Regions from separate parts of the Homo sapiens genome. Here region 1 is linked to region 2. Evidence: chromatin contacts called from ENCODE Hi-C or POLR2A ChIA-PET data. All regions are on one chromosome and are shown on one strand. The core of a region is the stretch at or near the end of the contact, and the rest is flanking DNA. Distances in the headings are between cores, read along the strand shown.

Region 1 (3,537 bases), core at 904-3,403, 61 kb after region 2:
TCCCAGCTACTCGGGAGGCTGAGGCAGGAGAATGGCGTGAACCTGGGAGGCGGAGCTTGCAGTGAGCCAAGATCATGCCACTGCACTCCAGCCTGGGCAACAGAGCAAGACTCTGTCTCAAAAAAAAAAAGTTATGAAGCATAGTCTTGAAACCAGTACCATTCAGCATAAAAACCAGTGTTCCCCTCCTCAGTGCCATCCTGTCATCTTATTGCTAGACCCTCTCTACTATTTAACATTTTGTCGTGTTTGCTTTATATGTCTCTAAATACCTGTTTTCTTTGCTTTGCTTTTTTTCCTAAGCTGTTGGAAAGTAAATTGTAGACATCATGGCCCTTAACCCCTCAATACTTGAGCATGCATCTCCTAAGAATGGACATGCCTTGGAGCACCATTTCAAAACGATTACCACACTCAAGGCAAATAACAGTATCTAATAGAGTTTTTGTTTCTGTTTCCTCAGTTGTCCCCAGAGTGTCTTTTAGAGTCGTTTCTTTGTGTTCTATTTTTATTGTTTTTTTCTGATAAAGGATCCAATGAAGGCTCATGGATTTGCATTTGGCTGCCGTGTCTGTTTAGTCTCTTAATTTATAGCAGTTGTCATATCTTTGTTTTGTTTTCCAAAGAGTCCAGGCCAGTTATCATGGAGAGTGTTCCAGATTCCAGATTCATCACACAGTCTCCTTGTGTGTAGATGAAACTCTTGTGCCAGGTGCAGTGGTTCATACCTATAATCCCAGCACTTTCGGGGGCTGAGGCAGGAGGATTGCTTAAGCTCAGGAGTTCGAGACCAGCCTCGGCAACATAGTGAGATCCTGTCTCTAGTGAAAATAAAGAACTTAGCCAGGCATGGTAGCACACACTACTCAGGAGGGTGAGGCAGGAGGAGCACTTGAGCCCAGAAGATTGAGGCTGCAGTAAACCATGATCCTGCCACTACATTCTAACAGGGTGACAGAGCAAGACCCTGTCTCTAAAAGAAAAAAAAAAATAGATTAAACACTTTTGTCAGGAGTGCAGTAGGTGGTGCGTGTGCGTGCCACTTACTGCCCCAGGGGGCACAGAATGTCGAGTTGTCCCAGTATGGATGATTCCAGGCCTGATCACCGGGGTGATGAAGGCAGTACCCTCGTGACTACAGTGTCTTGTTTCTTCTGTCGTTAACACGTCTTCATTAATTCTTCATTGCTTCTTTCTCGTGGCTGTAGAATGCAGATGCACCCGGTCCAGTCGCAGGCCTCGTTCCCAAAGACCCCCACAGCAGCAACATCACAGGAGGAGGTGCCGCCTCATAAGCCTCCAACACTTCCCCTGGATCAGGTAAGGATCACTAAAAATTAGAGCTGTTCTTCTTCCTCCAGGTGGTAGGAAGTAAGTATATGACAACCTTGCTGTTCTGAAAAAATGTTTTAAGGTATCCTGTGGATACAGGAACTTTGCCTGTATCGTGCTTCCTTGGCACTTGGAAAAAGAGCAAGAGGCCTCGGAAGTCACCTCTCACATGTCTCTTTTTCTTATTGTGATATGGAATGCATACCTATTTGGTGAGTATTTAAACCTCATTTTTTCCAAGCCATCTGCAAACATTTTTTCTGCCATGATCCCTTGTCTGTTTTATGCTTCCCACCTTTCTCATTGGAGAGAGACTAGTTGGTGGGTTTTAAAGTAGTAATAGCTGCCTCTGAGTGCTGCTTCTCTCCCATGCGTTGTCTCGTGCAGTGCTTCTCTCCCATGCAGTCTTTCCCTTGACCCCCACAAAGTAGTTCTCATTGGCTGCATCATCATCATTTCCCAGTGTGCAAGTCCTACTACTGTTAAGCACTGGGACTGGGATCTGAATTGAGAAGTCCAGGACTCTAGAACCTACCCTCTGGAAGTAAACTGTAACTGATGAAACAGAATCAAGCCATTTTCACACATGAGGAGCTTGGACATTCTTTGGCTTACTTAAGTTTTTTTTTTTTTAACAACCCAATTTTTATTTTTGTTTAAAATGTCTTTGTTTCTTTCAGAGCTAGTCCAAGGAGGAAATGAGCCCCAAGCAATGGAAAGCTGCACACGAAGACTGGAATGTGGAGAACTGGGGAGTGCCCTGTCAGCTCTATTCCCATCACCTGCTCCACCCCTTCACGGCGACCCACTCGTGCCATACTTGAGCTGGAGCCAGTCACGGGCCCTAAAAGGACACTCCTTAGATGACTGACACACAGATTGCAAAGGTCCTCGGCCAGGGATCTCTTGCACAGCTGATGTAGACAGTCAGGCAAAACTAATGAACGTGGAGTTAATGATGACTTTTCCAAATCCTGAGACACTTTTCAGGGAAAATCACTTTAAACTTGGGGGAGGGGGTATACTCAAGAATGGAGTGGTGCTTTTAAACTTTGATGAGCAGCTAAACTCAGGTATATATTTGGGGAAGGGACTACTCTTAGTATTAATGGTTTTGGAGCTGGGTCCAGTTTACAGAATTTTCATGTTGCCTTTTAAAATAATTTTTGTTGGTGGTGAATGTATTGTACATAAAGTGGGAAGGGTGGGTGGGGATGCGGAAGAAATGGGGGTCCTAACTGGTGGGCACACAGCACTGGAGTGATTTTTATCTGTTTACAATCATGTCACACTGAATACTTATGGGAGCCGGAGATGAGGGTAGGAAAGGTTTGATCTTGTAATATGTCACTGTGTTTCCTTAGTGGCCAGCCAGCCTTCAGAATAGCTAAAGGCCTTCCTTCCTTCCAGTCAGCCTGAGAGAGAACACCTGTCCCCTAAGCACCTGGTGTCTCCATTGGAGGCAGACTGCTCTCAGGAGACTACTAGAAGCTTCAGCCCGGAAGACAGGCTGCTCTCTCATGCTGGTGGCCCAAATTGAGAAAGTGGTGTCCCTTCCTGATTTTGCCACCAGCCCTACCGAATAGTTGTAAACCAGTATCAGGAATTGGGATCGCTAGAGTGTTTCACGTATTAGAAGATGAATCGTCCTCATCACAGACCTCCCTGTCAGGACTGTGATCTAGAAGGCATCACACACAGCTTTCTGGCACGAATCACATTTTGTGGAAGTGACTACTCAGGTTTGTATATTTTAGTATCAATAAAGAATTGCACAGGTTTGAATAGGAAAAATGTATTCTATAGATTTACAGTTTGAATTTAGGAATATTTCAGTATATATAGTTTTTATTCGTTTTAAGTGAATCATAGTAAAATCAGTCATGGTGATTTAAAATAGCTATCAAGAACAAGTTCTTGGAATTATCTGTTGTATCTGTGATAGGAAACCATTTTACAGTATTAAATTACTTTATTACAGTTGTAGAGTTGAATTACACTGGATTCTCCCTCGTTAGCATTCTGTATTTGATTTTAGCTGAAAGGTCACCAAAGTTAGGACCCATGTTTTAAACTTTTGAATATTCCACAAAAGAAAAAACTAAGGAAAATACTGAAATTACAGGTCTTTGTAAAGAATAGCATATTTTTAAGCATGCTTTTGGGATAGTAGAAGAGTCTCTATGAAATATTAATCTGCCCTAG
Region 2 (3,264 bases), core at 186-2,685:
TGTCCTTTTGTATCTGGCTTTTTTCACTTAGAGTTATTTTTCAAGTTTTAACCATGTTGTAGCATGAATCAGTACTTCATTCATTTTTATGGTAAAATAATACTTCATTGTGTGGATACACACTTAATCCTTCAGTTCATGGGTATGTACGCAGATTTTAGCTTTTGGCTGTTAGGAATTCTGCCGCTTTGAACATTTGTGCGCAAGTCTTTGTGTGGATGTGTTTTCCTTTTCTCTGGGGTGTACACCTAGGAGTTGGAGTGGCTGGGTTGGTAGTTCAGTGCAACTTGGCGAAACTTCCACAGCAGCTGCACACTTAGCCTTCCCACCGGCCGTGTGTGAGGATTCCGTGTCTCTGCATCCTGGTCAGCACTTGTTACTGTGTGTTTTTTGACGTCCTCCATTATAGTGGACATGAGGTGGTACCTCATTATGGTTTTGACTTGCATTTCCCAAGTGGCTAAGGTTGAGAAACTTCTCTGCTGCCTTCTGCTTTTTGTTCCTTTGTTGGTCCTTTAATGCTTTCTTTTAGGCACATGAATTTGTTTTAAGTGTATCACTTTATTTCCACTATTGGCTTCTTATTCTGTGTGTGTGTGTGTGGGGGGGTGGGTGTTTAGCAGTCGTAGGGCAAACAATATATATCCTTAAATTTTATCCAGAGCTATTCAGAATTTTTATTGTACCTCTTCATGCCTTATACATGATACTTGAGACTTCTCACTTCATCTGTACAGTATTTAGGTTCCATTAAAAAAATAGCCTTTATCATTTTAAAGATACATTTGGGGTTTATTCACTTTCTTGGTTACCCAACATAAACATTCATAAACACATGTAAAAATCTGTATTATGTACATGTTTCTCTAGGCAAAGATGTTTTGCAGATTCTGCCTTAACCATATTTTCCTTTAATTTGAAATAACCATGATTTTAACTTATCTTGGCTGTCATGTTGATTTTAGTATGTGGGATATAGTAGCTATTCTACAGCCCTAGAGAAGAAGAACTGTTATTTTAATTATTTTGGCCTGGTCTTTTTATAAGCTTCGAGAATAAATGCTTTATCAAGTATTCATACAGAATCTTTTACTTGTTGCTTTACTACTAGAACCAGAATATTTATCTCAATTCAGTACTTATGTTAAACGTGGCCTGTGTGTACATGTATTTCATTTGCTTCACAAATTGTTGTAGCAAATGGGAGAATGCAATTTGATTTTTCATCTTATCTCCATTCTGGGAAGCCTGGTGCCAAACCTTTATTGCTCCCCTGTAGAGAGACCATGGCTGCCCTTTCATGTCCCTAACACATGCCTCAAAGAACTTAAGAGTCTTCTTCTTGTGATCTCCCCAAACAGGGTGCAGATATTAACAATGTGTTGTCCTACACAGTGAAGAATTCTGCCAGTTCCAGCCGGCAGAGGCTTGTGCTGGAACACTTGAATCAGGTCGTGCCGTCCTTGGTCTCAGCAGTAGAAGCATGTTCTGTCTGGAGCAAGCTGAGAAATTCTCTGCTGGGCCTCTAAGAAATGGCTAACTTTAAGAGTTTGGAAAGGTTGTTGACTCATTCTTATTTTCACTCTTTCTTGCTCTTTCACTCATAGAGGGAAAAAAAGAGGTAATTAAGAGCCAGTCTCTTACTGCTGTTTTGTAGGATGGAAAATGAATGCGAAAATGGGTCATTTAAGAGTATTTGGAACTTTTCCTAGACAAGAAATAAAATAGACCTTGTTGTTCTGAGAAATTCCGTTTGGTTTGATCTTTGCATTACTATTTTTAAATGAAATGTTTTATTATAGTTCAAGATAATTTCAGAATGATGAGAATTACTAAGTCATTAAGAGGGAATTGCAAGGAGATGAATGGATGAGTAAGTGAATGAATGTTCCAGGTAATCTAAACTTGAGAAGCTTAAAAATATGTACACATTAGTTTTTAGCAGCACAGTGCCACTGTTCTTTTTCCTTTATTTTATTTTACTTTATATTTTATTTTATTTTATTTTTGAGACAGAGTCTGGCTCTGTCGCCCAGGCTGGAGTGCAGTGGTGCAATCTCAGCTCACTGCAACCTCCTCCTCCTGAGTTCAAGTGATTCTCCTGCCTCAGCCTCCCGAGTGGCTGGGATTACAGGCACGTACCACCATGCCTGGCTAATTTCTGTATTTTTAGTAGAGACAGGCTTTCTCTGTGTTGGCCAGGCTGGTCTCAAACTCCTGTCCTCAAGTGATCTGCCCATCTCGGCCTCCCAAAGTGCTGGGATTACCGGCGTGAGCTACTGCGCCCGGCCTCTTTTTCCTTTAAATAGTAAAACCTGAAAGTACATGCAAAATTGTGTGCTCATTTTTCTGGGGGAGAAAGTATGTAGTCTTTATCAAATTATTAAGTGTTTTCTGTCCTATAGAAGATGAAGAACCAGTAAGTCAAAAGAATTAGCCTGATTTTTAGCTTCCTGAAGCCTTTTTATTTCAAATCACCCTTAGCCAGTGCCTTTGCCCTCAAGAGATTTTTCCCCATTCACTCTCTGATGTTTAAAAGGAGATGTAGATTTCTAGGAGAAGGTTGATCTACATACAAGGAAATGGAATTGTCTTGGATTGTAGGCCCTCAGGTGTCTCCTAGTTAAGGTGGCATGGAGATAGATGCCTTAAGAAAGCTTTTAGCAAAAGTGATGTAATTTAAACTGAGTAGGACAATAGGCCTGTTGGGAAGGAATCTGAAACATGGAATTGTTTGAGACAAGTAAGGGCTTCCAGACAGACTGTTGTCTAAAGGAGCAGCACTGCGGATGCACACGCAGTGTTTGTGGGCTGGTATGCCTGTACTTTCTCAACCTCACATTGGAATAAGAAAGGTCTCGCTCCCTGGCCCAGCATCTTCTGCACATCCTCCAGTGAAGCTGCTATTCTGGTGAAATGATACAGATTTCACTGATTCCATGTTTTATTTTATTGCAGGAAAAAACAGACTTTAGTGTTTGTGGAACTTGGTGTACATTAGAAATTCTCGAAAGCATGCGGTAGATAAAGAGATTTATTGCCAAAGGATGATTGTCTTCTACACACTTCTGGCTACTAAAAAAGCAGTTTTTAAAAAAACACTTTTTCATTTTCTTTCTTTCTTTCTTTCTTTTTGGAGACGGCGTTTCTTCTTGCCCAGGCTGGAGCGCAATGGCGCGATCTTGGCTCACCACAACCTCTGCCTCCCGGGTTCAAGCGATTCTCCTGCTTCAGCCTTCCAGAGTAGCTGGGATTACAGGCATA

What was found. Hi-C counts contacts between places; a loop is a spot of excess contacts on that map. ChIA-PET counts read pairs that join two places held with the same protein, here RNA polymerase II (POLR2A).
Region 1: a map of KBM-7 shows a loop between it and region 2 (6-fold over the local background). The contact joins two enhancer-like sites. A Hi-C loop is called at or near these places in 2 of 168 maps with a recorded cell type or tissue (IMR-90 and KBM-7). POLR2A ChIA-PET finds 5 or more read pairs at or near these places in 3 of 52 experiments (H1, HepG2 and activated CD4-positive, alpha-beta T cell).

Annotation. Positions count from the first base shown.
Region 1 is chr22:17,550,823-17,554,359 of GRCh38, forward strand. It overlaps CECR2 (CECR2 histone acetyl-lysine reader), which reads left to right. Exons shown (of 19, transcript NM_001290047.2): 18 at 1,209-1,320; 19 at 2,013-3,537. The coding sequence ends at 2,018. Among named protein-coding and RNA genes, the nearest start is that of SLC25A18, 11 kb to the right of the region's middle. Within about 2 kb of position 2,154, at least 2 of the 41 ENCODE cell types and tissues checked have a DNase peak (open chromatin) inside an H3K27ac peak, as active enhancers do.
Region 2 is chr22:17,490,981-17,494,244 of GRCh38, forward strand. The region is part of intron 2 of CECR2 (CECR2 histone acetyl-lysine reader); the gene reads left to right. Among named protein-coding and RNA genes, the nearest start is that of SLC25A18, 71 kb to the right of the region's middle. Within about 2 kb of position 1,436, at least 4 of the 41 ENCODE cell types and tissues checked have a DNase peak (open chromatin) inside an H3K27ac peak, as active enhancers do.